Linked DNA regions of Homo sapiens: region 2 is linked to region 1. A link is a contact called in ENCODE Hi-C or POLR2A ChIA-PET data. All regions are on one chromosome and are shown on one strand. Each heading gives the region's core, a stretch centred on a gene start or an enhancer-like site at or near the end of the contact. The rest is flanking DNA. Distances are from core to core; before and after follow the strand shown. Region 1 holds the start of GP6-AS1 (GP6 antisense RNA 1). Region 2 holds the start of ZNF579 (zinc finger protein 579).

Region 1 (6,482 bases), core at 3,227-5,726:
CTTCCACCTGCCCAGCAATTTACTCTTAGAAAGGTGGCTGGAGCTAAAGGCATAGTCAAGGTTAATGCTCCTTTTTCTTTATCCCAAATCAGATAGTGTTTAGGCTCTTTTTCATCAAATATAAAAATCCAGCCCAATTCATGGCTCGTTCGCCAGCAACCCTGAGAAGCTTTACAGCCCTAGACCCTTAAAAGTCAAAAGGCCGTCTTATTCTTAATACACATTTTATTACCCAATCTGCTCCCGACATTAAATAAAACTCCAAAAATTAAATTCCGGCCCTCAAACCCCACAACAGGATTTAATTAACCTCGCCTTCAAGGTGTACAATAATAGAAAAAAGTTGCAATTCCTTGCCTCCACTGTGAGACAAACCCCAGCCACATCTCCAGCACACAAGAAGGGAACTGAACCGCAGCGGCCAGGCGTTCCTCCAGAACCTCCTCCCCCAGGAGCTTGCTACAAGTGCCAGAAATCTGACCACCAGGCCAAGGAATGCCTGCAGCCCAGGATTCCTCCTAAGCCGTGTCCCATCTGTGCGGGACCCCACTGGAAATCGGACTGTTCAACTCACCTGGCAGCCACTCCCAGAGCCCCTGGAACTCTGGCCCAAGGCTCTCTGACTCCTTCTCGGCTTAGCGGCTGAAGACTGATGCTGCCCAATCGCCTCGGAAGCTCTGTAGACCATCACGGATGCCGAGCTTCGGGTAACACTCACGGTGGAAGGTAAGTCCGTCGCCTTAGTCAATACGGAGGCTACCCACTCCACATTACCTTCTTTTCAAGGGCCTGTTTCTCTTGCCTCCATAACTGTTGTGGGTATTGACGGCCAGGCTTCTAAACCCCTGAAAACTCCCCCACTCTGGTGCCAACTTGGACAACACTCTTTTATGCACTCTTTTTTAGTTATCCCCACCTGCCCAGTTCCCTTATTAGGCCGAGATATTTTAACCAAATTATCTGCTTCCCTGACTATTCCTGGACTACAGCCGCATCTCATTGCCACCCTTCTCCTCAACCCAAAGCCTCCTTCGCGTCTTCCTCTCCTATTCCCCCACCTTAACCCACAAGTATGGGACATCTCTACTCCTTCCCTGGCAACTGATCACATACCCGTTACCATCCCATTAAAACCTAATCACCCTTACCCTGCTCAATGCCAATATCCCATCCCACAGCACACTTTAAAAGGATTAAAGCCTGTTATCACTCGCCTGCTATAGCATGGGCTTCTAAAACCTATAAACTCTCCTTACAATTCCCCCATTTTACCTGTCCAAAAACCGGAAAAGTCTTACAGATTAGTTCAGGATCTGCGCCTTATCAAATTGTTTTGCCTATGCACCCTGTGGTGCCCAACCCCTACACTCTTTTGTCCTCAATACCTTCCTCCACAACTCACTATTCCATGCTTGATCTTAAAGATGCTTTTTTCACTATTCCCCTGCACCCCTCGTCCCAGCCTCTCTTCGCTTTCACTTGGACTGACCCTGACACCCATTAGGCTCAGCAAATTACCTGGGCTGTACTGCTGCAAGGTTTCACAGACAGCCCCCATTACTTCAGTCAAGCCCAAAGTTCATCCTCATCTGTTACCTATCTCGGCATAATTCTCATAAAAACACACGTGCTCTCCCTGCTGATCGTGTCTGACTGATCTCTCAAGCCCCAGCACCTTCTACAAAACAACAACTCCTTTCCTTCCTAGGCATGGTTAGCGCGGTCAGAACTCTTACACAAGAGCCAGGACCACACCCTGTAGCCTTTCTGTCCAAACAACTTGACCTTACTGTTTTAGCCTAGCCCTCATATCTGCGTGCTGTGGCTGCCGCTGCTTTAATACTTTTAGAGGCCCTCAAAATCACAAACTATGCTCAACTCACTCTCTACAGCTCTCATAATTTCCAAAATCTATTTTCTTACTCACACCTGATGCATATACTTTCTGCTCCCTGGCTCCTTCAGCTGTACTCACTCTTTGTTAAGTCCCACAATTACCATTGTTCCTGGCCCGGACTTCAATCTGGCCTCCCACATTATTCCAGATACCACACCTGACCCCCATGACTGCATCTCTCTGATCCACCTGACGTTCACCCCATTTCCCCACATTTCCTTCTTCCCTGTTTCTCACCCTGATCACACTTAGTTTATTGATGGCGGTTCCACCAGGCCTAATCGCCACACACCAGCAAAGGCAGGCTATGCTATGGTACAAGCCACTAGCCAGCCTCTTAGAACCTCTCATTTCCTTTCCATTGTGGAAATCTATCCTCAAAGAAATCACTTCTCAGTGTTGCATCAGCTATTCTACTACTCCTCATGGATTATTCAGGCCCCCTCCCTTCCCTACACATCAAGCTCAAGGATTTGCCCCCGCCCAGGACTGGCAAATTAGCTTTACTCAACATGCCCCGAGTAAGATAACTAAAATACCTCTTAGTCTAGGTAGACACTTTCACTGGGTAAGTACAGTCCTTTCCTACAGGGTCTGAGAAGGCCACCGCAGTCATTTCTTCCCTTCTGTCAGACATAATTCTTCAGTTTAGCCTTGTCATTCCCTTCTGTCAGACAAAATTCCTCAGTTCAGCCTTCCCACCTCTATACAGTCTGCTAACAGACCAGCCTTTATTAGTCAAATCAGCCAAGCATTTTTTCAGGCTCTTAGTATTCAGTGACAGACTAATGGTCTATTAAAAACACACCTCACCAAGCTCAGCCACCAACTTAAAAAGGACTGGACAATACTTTTACCATTTTCGCTTCCAGAATTCAGGCCTGTCCTTGGAATGCTACAAGATACAGCCCATTTAAGCTCCTGTGTAGACACTCCTTTTTATTAGGCCCCAGTCTCATTCCAGACACCAGACCAACTTAGATTGTGCCCCAAAAAACTTGTCATCCCTACTATCTTCTGTCTAGTCATACTCCTATTCACCGTTCTCAACTACTCACACATGCCCTGCTCTTGTTTACACTGCCAGTTTACACTGTTTCTCCAAGCCAGCACAGCTGGTATCTCCTGGTACTATCCCCATACCGCCACTGTTAACTCTTAAAATAAATAAATAATCTTTGCTGGCAAGGCTATGCTGAACCTCCTTAGGCACTTTCTAATTAGATGTCCTGAGTCGTCCCAATTCTTAGACCTTTAATACCTGTTTTTCTCCTTTCCTTATTCCCTTTAGTTTTTCAATTCATACAAAACTGTATCCAGGCCATCACCAATAATTCTAAATGACAAATGTTTCTTTTAACAATCCCACAATGTCACCCCTTACCACAAAATCTTCCTTCAGCTTAATCGCTCCCACTTTAGGTTCCCACGCCGCCCCTAATCCTGCTCAAAGCAGCCTTGAGAAACATCACCCATTATCTCTCCATACCACCCCCAAAAATTTTTGCTGTCCCAACACTTTACCCCTATTTCATTTTATTTTTCTTATTAATATAAGAAGACAGGAATGTCAGGCCTCTGAGCCCAAGCTAAGCCATCATATCCCCTGTGACCTGCACGTACACATCCAGATGGCCGGTTCGTGCCTTAACTGATGACATTCCACCACAAAAGAAGCGAAAATGGCCTGTTCCTGCCTTAACTGATGACATTGTCTTGTGAAATTCCTTCTCCTGGCTCATCCTGGCTCAAAAGCTCCCCTACTGAGCACCTTATGACCCCGACTCTGCCCGCCAGAGAACAACCCCCCTTTGACTGTAATTTTCCTTTACCTACCCACATCCTATAAAACGGCCCCACCCCTATCCCCCTTCGCTGACTCTCTTGTCAGACTCAGCCCACCTGCACCCAGGTGATTAAAAGCTTTATTGCTCACACAAAGCCTGTTTGGTGGTCTCTTCACACGGACGTGCATGAAAGGTGCGTGTATATTTTTGTAACACAATAAATAATAACAGTATACACTTTTTCTTTTAGAAGTATGCTGTTAAACAGAATTAAGAACAGGAAGTCTCAAAATTGTTTCTTTCAGGAGAGAAGACTTATTAATGGGGGAGAGTTCTGAACCACTTGCTTTGCATACTGCCACTTAGTTAAAAAATCGCATTTTAACTTAAAAATATCCAAAAATAACACAGTTTTATAATAAATTATTACGAATATCACAAAATAATAAAAATACAAGTAATGCAGAGTGGAAATGCAAAGCTATGAGTGCTAGACGGCTAACAAGTCATAACAAACAACACCAAAATTAAAGAACAAGATAGTTGTGACTTACCTTGGTCAATCACTTTCCATAGTAGTCATTCAATCCAGGATCTCATCTCTGAAAATGAAGGAAAAAAGCAACAGAAAATAGTGTAGAGGTCTCTGGTGTTCCAAGAATAGGCGCTGCAGAGAGATGTGGGTGCCTGGGCTGTGCCCAGTCACTGAAATGGCACACCTGATGCTACCTGTTCACTTCGGGCTGAGCAGGAGAGAGAAAAGACGTTCCCCTCAGCCACTTCCCGTCTTCTGATTTCACTTCTTGCCTGCCTCCGACTGCAAATCCTGGTTTGACGTCACTTCCTGTCTTCTGATTTTACTTCCTGTATGACCTCACTTCCTGTCTTCTACAACCACTTCCTGTCTTCTTACTTCACTTCCTGTCTTCTGACTTTACTTCCTGTATGACTTCACTTCTTGTCTTCTACCACCACTTCCTGTCTTCCGAATTTACCTCCTATCTTGACTTCACTTCTTGTTTTTTTTTTTTTTTTTTGACAGGGTCTCGCTCTGTCTCCTAGGGTGGAGTGCAGTTGTGCCAGCTTGAAACCACCTTTCCAAAATTATGACTGAGACAGTGAAAGAGATTTAACTGACTCCATTTTGCTTCTAACCTCCAAGCTGTCCTTTTTCATTCCTGGGCATAGGCTGAACTTTGGGAGAAACTTATAGTTTAAACAAAGATGATAGCCCTTTTCCAAAGCACACCTCTTTGTTGCCTGGGGACTAGATTGGCCCTGTAGGACGAACATTAGCCACGAGATTAGAAATTATGACTTAGGAGTCATGCAGCTGGAGGCTACAAGATTGTGACCCTCCCTAAACTGCTTCTAAGATCAGCGTTTAACTTGCAGACCCTGTACTTGATGGATCAGCTGGCACCACCCATATCAATAAACTGGCCCATCTTATCTTTTGGCCTCCACTCAGGAACTGAGTGCAAGAAGATAGCTTTGGCTCCCACGATTTCATCCCTGACCAAACAGCACTCCTGGCTCACTGGCTTCCCACCCACCCACCAAGTTATCCTTAAAAACGCTTCCTGAATGCTGGGAGACACTGATTTGAATAATAATAAAACTCTGGTCTCTCGTAGAGCCAGCTCTGCATGAATTATTCTCTATTGCGATTCCCTGTCTTGACGAATCAGCTCTGTCTAGGCAGTGGGCAAGGTGAACACATTGGACTATTACAATCTTGGCTCACTGCAACCTCCACCGCCTGGGTTCAAGTGATTCTCCTGCCTCAGACTCCCAAGTAGCTGAGATCACAGACGTGCACTACCATGCTCAGCTACATTTTTTTTTCTGTCCCCCGGGCTGGAGTGCAATGGTGCGATCTCGGCTCATTGCAACCTCCGCCTTCCGGGTTTAAGCGATTCTCCTGCCTCAGCCTCCAGAGTAGCTGGGATTACAGGCATGCACCACCAAGCCTGGCTACTTTTGGTATTTTTAGTAGAGACAGGGTTTCACCATGTTGGCCAGGCTGGTCTCAAACTCCTGACCTCATGTGATCCACCTGCCTCTGCCTCCCAAAGTGCTGGGATTACAGGTGCGATCCACCATGCCCAGCCCATTCCGTCTTCTGACTTGACTTCCTGCCTGACTTCACTTCCTGAAGGATGTGGTTACCATGGAAGTTGTTTTGGGGCACAGGATGTGGTCTGGGATTGGGGATTGTGAAAAGCAAGACCCTCACCGGGGTCTTTCTTCCAGAGCTGCAGCTGAGCCACAGGATCTTGAACAGGAGAGAGTTCTTCCTATTCTTGTGGAAGAGCTGAGGATTGAGAAAAGCGCGGCTTAGCTCATGGGAGTGACCTTAGCTTTGAGAAGCCTGAAAATGAGGCTTGGAGGTAGAGAGTGGTGTGTGTGTGTGCGCGTTGGGGGAGGGGGTCAGGCTCTCATGACTTCTGGCTCTTTTTTTTGCTCCAGGAACATTTCCCAAGCCCACCATCTGGGCTAACCCAGCCCTCGTGGTTCCTGGGTGCAAACATGGCCGTGGAATTGTGGAATGGTTTTTTTTGTATCCTTAGCAGAGAACCCAGTGAATACTTTGTTCTTGATCATCAATGTGATGAGATCCAGAGCAAGCAAGTGCTAATGCTGCTGTGAGCCTGAGGCCACATTTTCAGAATTCAGTGATGGGCGGAGGCGAGTGGTCACAGGTATAGGGAGAGCAGTACTTGTTCATCTCTGAACGTATAGATTCAGACACACATGAACCCATGTGCCACAGGTTTCCCTGTTTAGGACTTGTA
Region 2 (5,992 bases), core at 3,474-5,973, 570 kb before region 1:
CTCTCTGCTTAAAGTTTTCTTTTCTATCACCTCCATTCCTGAATTCATTATTATTTCTCCTCCTCATCCATCTTTCAAGCCTTCAAAATATAGATGATAAAATAGTACACACATCCTTGGTATATACCCAAAAGAATTAAAAACAGCTGTTCAAACAAAAACTTACACACCAATGTTTATAACAGCACTATTCACAATAGCCCAAAGATAGATGCAACCCAAATATCCATCAACAAATGAATGGATAAACAAAATGTAGGTGACAGCGGCCCTCCACATCCGTGGGTTCTGCACCCTCAGATAGGAGGCTGTAAGGGACTCGATCACCCAGGGATTTGGAATCTGAGGAGAGTCCTGGAACCAATCCCCTGCGGACACCGAGGGATGACTGCACTCACGCAGAGGAATACTATTCAGCCACAAAAAGGAGTGAAGAACCAACTCATGCCATGGCACGCATGAAGCTTAGAAACATTATGCTGGCCAGGTGAGGTGGCTCACGCCTGTAATCCCAGTGCTTCAGGAGGCCGAGGTGGGCTGGTCATCTGAGCCCAGGAGTTCAAGACCACACTGGGCAACATGGCGAGATCCCATCTCTACCAAAAACAAAAATCAGCCAGGCGTGGTGGTGCATGCCCGTAGTCTCAGCTATCTGGGAGGCTGAGGTGGGAGAATCGCTTGAGCCCTGGTGGTGGAGGTTGCAGTGAGCCGTGATTGCACCAATGCACTCCTGCCTGGGCGACAGAGAAAGACCCTGTCTCACTTTTTAAAAAGAGGGGGGCAATGTCCTTTGTGGAGGAGGAGGAGAAACTTTTATGCAAAGTGAAAGAAGCTAGTCACAAAGGAACACATATGGTATGATTATTCCATTGATATGAAATGTCCAGAATAGGCAAATTCATAGAGACAGAAAACTGATTATTAGTTGACAGGGGCTGGGGATAGAAGGGAGTGTGGGAATGACTGCTAATGGGCTTAGGGTTTGTTTGGGCTGATGAAAAGGTTCTGGAACTAGGCTGGACATGGTGGCATACGCCTGTAATCCTAGCACTTTAGGAGGCTCAGGTGGGAGGATGGCTTGAGACCAGGAGTTCAGATGAGGCTAGGGAACAAAGCAAAACCCCATATCTACAAAAAGAAAGAAAGAAAGAAAGAAAGAGACTCACGCCTGTAATCCCAGCACTTTGGGAGGCCAAGGCAGGTGGATCACCTGAGGTCGGGAGTTTGAGACCAGCCTGACCAACATGGAGAAACCCTGTCTCTACTAAAAATACAAAATAAGCTGGGCATGGTGGCACATGCCTGTAATCCCAACTATTTGGGAGACTGAGGCAGGAGAATCGCTTGAACCCAGGAGGCGGAGATTGCGGTGAGCCGAGATCACGCCATTGCACTCCAGCTTAGGCAACAAGAGTGTAACTCTGTCTCAAAAAAAAAAAAAAAAAAAGAGTTCTGGAACTAGACAGCGTGGATAGTTGTGCAACATTTACTTAGTGCCATTGAGCTGTGTGATTTAAAATGGTTACAATTATAAAGTTTAAGTGTATTTTACAAAAAACATGTTAAAATACACACACCCATATTCTGACTACCAGCTTTGAAATATTAGGGATACAAATGACTCCCCGCGGACCACCCCCTCCAAGATCTGATTGCCTCTCCTATCTCAAACATAACTTATATCTTGAATTTGGTGCCTATTATTACCACAGACATTTTTAGACTTTTATTCCATGGTATATATTCTTTAAAATATAGTATTATGGACAAGGTGCTTTTAAAAAGCATGCTCCTAGTCTGGGCACGGTAGTTAATGCCTGTAATCCCAGCACTTTCGGAGGCTGAGGTGGAAGGATTGCTTGAGCTCAGGAATTCAAGACTAGCTTGGGCAACAGAGTGAGACCCCATTCCTATTTTATTTATTTATTTATTTATTTATTTATTTATTTATTTATTTATTTGAGACGGAGTCTTGCCCTGTCGCAGGCTGGAGTACAGTGGCACGATCTCGGCTCACTGCAACTTCCGCCTCCCAGGATCAAGCGATTCTCCTGCCTCAGCCTCCGGACTAGCTGGGATTGCAGGCGCGCACCACCATGCCCAGCTAATTTTTGTATTTTTAGTAGAGACGGTTTCACCGTGTTGGCCAGGCTGGTCTTGAACTCCTGACCTCAAGTGATCTGCCTCCCTCGGCCTCCCAAAGTGCTGGGATTACAGGCATGAGCCACCACGCCCGGCCTTTTATTATTTCTTTTAAATCATGCTTCTGATCCACTATCATTTCTCCTATCTGTTTGTGAAGTGAAACTTCTTACTGAGACTCGCTAGGTTTGGAAACTTCTAGTATCTCACTTTCATCCTCTGTAAAAGGGAAAAATAATGGTACCTACTTCATAAAGCAAGGAGTAAATGGGATCATATTTGTAATACGCTCACAAGAGTAAGCTATTATTTTTCATTTCATTTATTTTTATAATCCCCATGTATTTCTTTTTCCTTTACTTTTTTCTTTTCTTTTTTTTTTTTTTTTTTTTTTTGAGGTGGAGTTTTGCTCTGTTGCCCAGGCTGGAGTGCAATGGCACGATCTCAGCGCACTGCAACCTCTGCCTCCCAGGTTCAAGCCATTCTCCTGCCTCAGCCTCCTGAGTAGCTGGGATTATAGGCATGTGCCATTATGCCTGGCTAATTTTTGTACCTTTTGTAGAGATGGGGTTTCACCATGTGGGCCAGGCTGGTCTTGAACTCCTGGCCTCAGGTGATCTGCCCACCTGGGCCTCCCAAAGTGCTGAGATTACAGGCGTGAGCCACCATGCTTGGCCTCCTTTACTTTTTTGAGTATATAGCACATTCACACGGTTTTGAATTCAAAAAGTACAAAAAGCCGGGCACAGTGGCTAATGTCTGTAATTCCAGCACTTTGGGAGGCCGAGGCAGGTGGATTGCTTGAGCCCAGGAGTTCAAGCCCAGCCTGGGCAACATAGGGAGACCCCATCTCTACAAAACATACAAAAATTAGCCAGACATGGTGGCACACTCCTGTAGCCCCACCTACTCAGGAGGCTGAGGTGGGAGGATTGCTTGAGCCCGGGAGGTCGAGGCTGCAGTGAGCCGAGATCACACCACTGCACTTCCTCCAGCCAGCCTGGGCAACAGAAGGAGATCTCATCTCAAAAGAAAACAAAACAAAACAAAAAAAAACAAACAAACAAAAAAACAAGGATAGAGTGTAGTAAATTTCTGTCCTGGAAGTTAGACTATGTTGCCAGTTTCAGTTTCTTCTCTCTTGTTCCAGTTCATCTGGACACAATCCCAGAACACACACAAACCCAGAACAGGCTGCAGGCTGTACTTGACCTTCCATTTTTCTCTTCTACAGGTTATCACTTGGAGACTTACCATATATGCACACGGTGAGCTTCTTTGTTCTTTTCTATGGACACCTAGTATTCCACTGGGTGGATCAGTCATGATTTATTACTCAGCTCTCCTACAGATGGGTGTTTAGATTGGTTTCAGCTGTTTGCAGTGATGTGCAGTACTGCAATGATTAACCTGGTGCAGACATTATTTTGTGCAGTTCCGAGTAGATGCCTCTGAAGAATAAATTCCTGGAATTGCTGGCTCGGTAAGAATGTTCCAGGTTCTACTTGCCCCAGCCGTGTATGAAAGGACCTGTTTGCTCGCACTCTCATTAGCACTGTTTGGCAGGAATGTAACCTTAAACAAACAGCGTCAAGCTGTGGGTATACTCCTGCAAAATGCCTTTTCTGCTCCAGAATAGGTTTCTGAGATGTCGCCAGGTTGGTTTCATTCTGCCAATTTCAGCTGAAACATTGCTGCCTCCAGGAAGACCTCAGGAATCACCTCCTCCCAGTGTGAGCTCAGCTCAGTGCCTTCTGTTCTCTGCATTCCCATAGCAGTTCCCTGCCTCGGAGCACACGTTCCCCCACATGCACTCCAGCGTGATTGATCCGTATCTATCTGCCTTCCCCATCAGACAGTGAGCTCCGGTTTTTGCCACTGTGACTCCAGCACCAAGGACAGCACCAGCCCATAGTAGGTGCTCAGTAAACATTGGCTGCTAAGGTCCCAGTGAATATGCGTATATGTAGACAAATATATGCAGGCTGGCCCGTAGTAGATATTCAGTAAATATTGGTCGCTTAGGGTTGAATGAGTATATGCAGGGGCTTTCACAAAGGGGGAAACCGAGGCTCGAAGTGGGAGAATCCTTCACCCAGACAGCCAAGGGAAGGCTGGAGCCAGGTTCTGATCCAGAGTGCCAGTACTTCCTGAAGCCTCTGTCACTGATTCATTCATCTTCCTCCCCCGGCCACTCCCCTGGCCTGACACAGTGCCTGGCACAGACAGGACCTGATAAATGTGTATTTGTTGAAGGAATGAATGAATATGTGTGTGTGCATGTTGGGGAGCCGGGAGTAGCTGGACCCAGTGTTCCAGGCCCTCAGCACCCTCCGCCCTCTGGGAGCCCGGGGGACAGGCCCCCAGCCCCCTCCCCTCACAGGACCCTGTAGTGCAAGCTGCCTTCCCTCCCCTCTCCAGGTCCCCCGTCCTCCCGCTTCCGGCTTCCCAGCCAGTCTTTCCTCTTTCAGGCTCCGAGGAAAGGCCAGGTTTCCGGGGGGAAGGCTTAGGCAGTGACACCGAGCCCAGCCTCCTCCTCCACCCCCCACCACGCTCAGGCCCCCCTCCCTCCCCGCCACCACCGTCCGCGTTTGGCCGGCCGTGGGGAAGGAAGAAAGGAGCCAAGGAGGCGAGGTAAGAACCCAGCCCCAGCGACCAGGACCAAGCCCCAGGCCCAGGGCTGAGAAATCCTCAAGGCCTCGACCCGGCCCCAATTCTGCTGATCATGCCTTCGGGGAGCTGCAGGCTTGGCCCGGAGGAGATCGGCCCCCCTCTAGGACCTGGGACCCCCGACCCCCACCAGCCTCCCTCCCGAGTCCAGGGGTCCGGCCCTCAGTCGCCTCCTCCCTGGGGATTCCCGGCAGCTGGGTCCCCAGCCCCCGCCTCCCCCTTGTCCTGGGAGCCCAGCCCCCTCCCCAGCCCCTCCTCCACCGGGACCCAGGAATCCACACCTCCTCCATACCAGAGTCCAGATTCCCCAATCCGTCATGACCTGGACCCAGGAGTCTCAATCCCCAGCTCCCATCCCCATCAGTCCCAAGAGTCTGGGCCCCTAGCCCCCTCCCAACTCAGACCAGAAGTCTGAACCCTCCTACTCCCCGACCTCTCCCAGCCCCTGGCATCTGAGAACACACTCTATTTCCGGGGCCTACCGGCTTCAAATCCCACCCCCTCCACTCAGGCCCCATGGGCTGTGTCCCAGCCCCTCCCAAAACGTTCAGCCTGGCCGGGGGACCTGGAGCAGAAGCGGTTCGCTGACTTTGTCCCCCTCCGTGCCTCTGCCCAGTTCACTCCCTCTGTGTCTCTGTCTCCCTGTCTCTCCGGCCCCCAACCCGCCACTGCTCTTCTGATCTCTGCTCTTGCACTATCTCTGCCTCTGGTTCTCCAAGTCTCTTTGTTTCCTCTTCTCTGTGTCTCTGTCTCTCTGCTGGGTGTTCCTCACTCTCCTCTGTCTCTTCTCTGCTCTGCCTTTCACCATCCTGTCTTTCTGCGACTCCTGGTCTCTGTCTGTCCATCCCCACTTCTCTGTGTCTCCCATCTCTGCCTTCTCCTGTCTCTATTCCCTGCTCTGTCGCTCTGTCTCTGATCTCTCTCCTCCTGTCTCTCCATCTCTGGCCTCCCCTCGGTGTCTCTCATCTTTGTCTCTGTCTCATATCTCTCTCCTGGCTAAATACCTGACCCTCTCTGCCTCTCCATCTCTGACTGTCTCTGCTTCTCTTTCTGCCACACCCCACGCACCTCTTTTTATCTCTGCCCCGCTTCCCATCTCTCCCCTCTCTCCCCACAGGCATGGATCCGCAGCCTCCTCCACCCGCCCAGGGCAGCCCACCTCACCGTGGCCGAGGCCGGG

What was found. A loop is a pair of places that touch in the nucleus more often than their neighbours do. ChIA-PET counts read pairs that join two places held with the same protein, here RNA polymerase II (POLR2A). Pooled maps may share reads with other maps.
Region 2: a loop to region 1 is called in a pooled map, with 4 times the contacts of the local background. The contact joins the promoter of ZNF579 here to the promoter of GP6-AS1 in region 1. A Hi-C loop is called at or near these places in 5 of 50 pooled maps. POLR2A ChIA-PET finds 5 or more read pairs at or near these places in 2 of 52 experiments (B cell and activated CD4-positive, alpha-beta T cell).

Annotation. Positions count from the first base shown.
Region 1 is chr19:55,004,221-55,010,702 of GRCh38, reverse strand. It overlaps GP6-AS1 (GP6 antisense RNA 1), which reads right to left and starts at 4,476. Exons shown (of 3, transcript XR_001754013.3): 1 at 4,414-4,476; 2 at 4,239-4,286.
Region 2 is chr19:55,579,579-55,585,570 of GRCh38, reverse strand. ZNF579 (zinc finger protein 579) reads left to right here and starts at 4,723. Exons shown (of 2, transcript NM_152600.3): 1 at 4,723-4,776; 2 at 5,930-5,992. The coding sequence starts at 5,932. RefSeq lists silencers at 3,374-3,668, 4,380-4,519.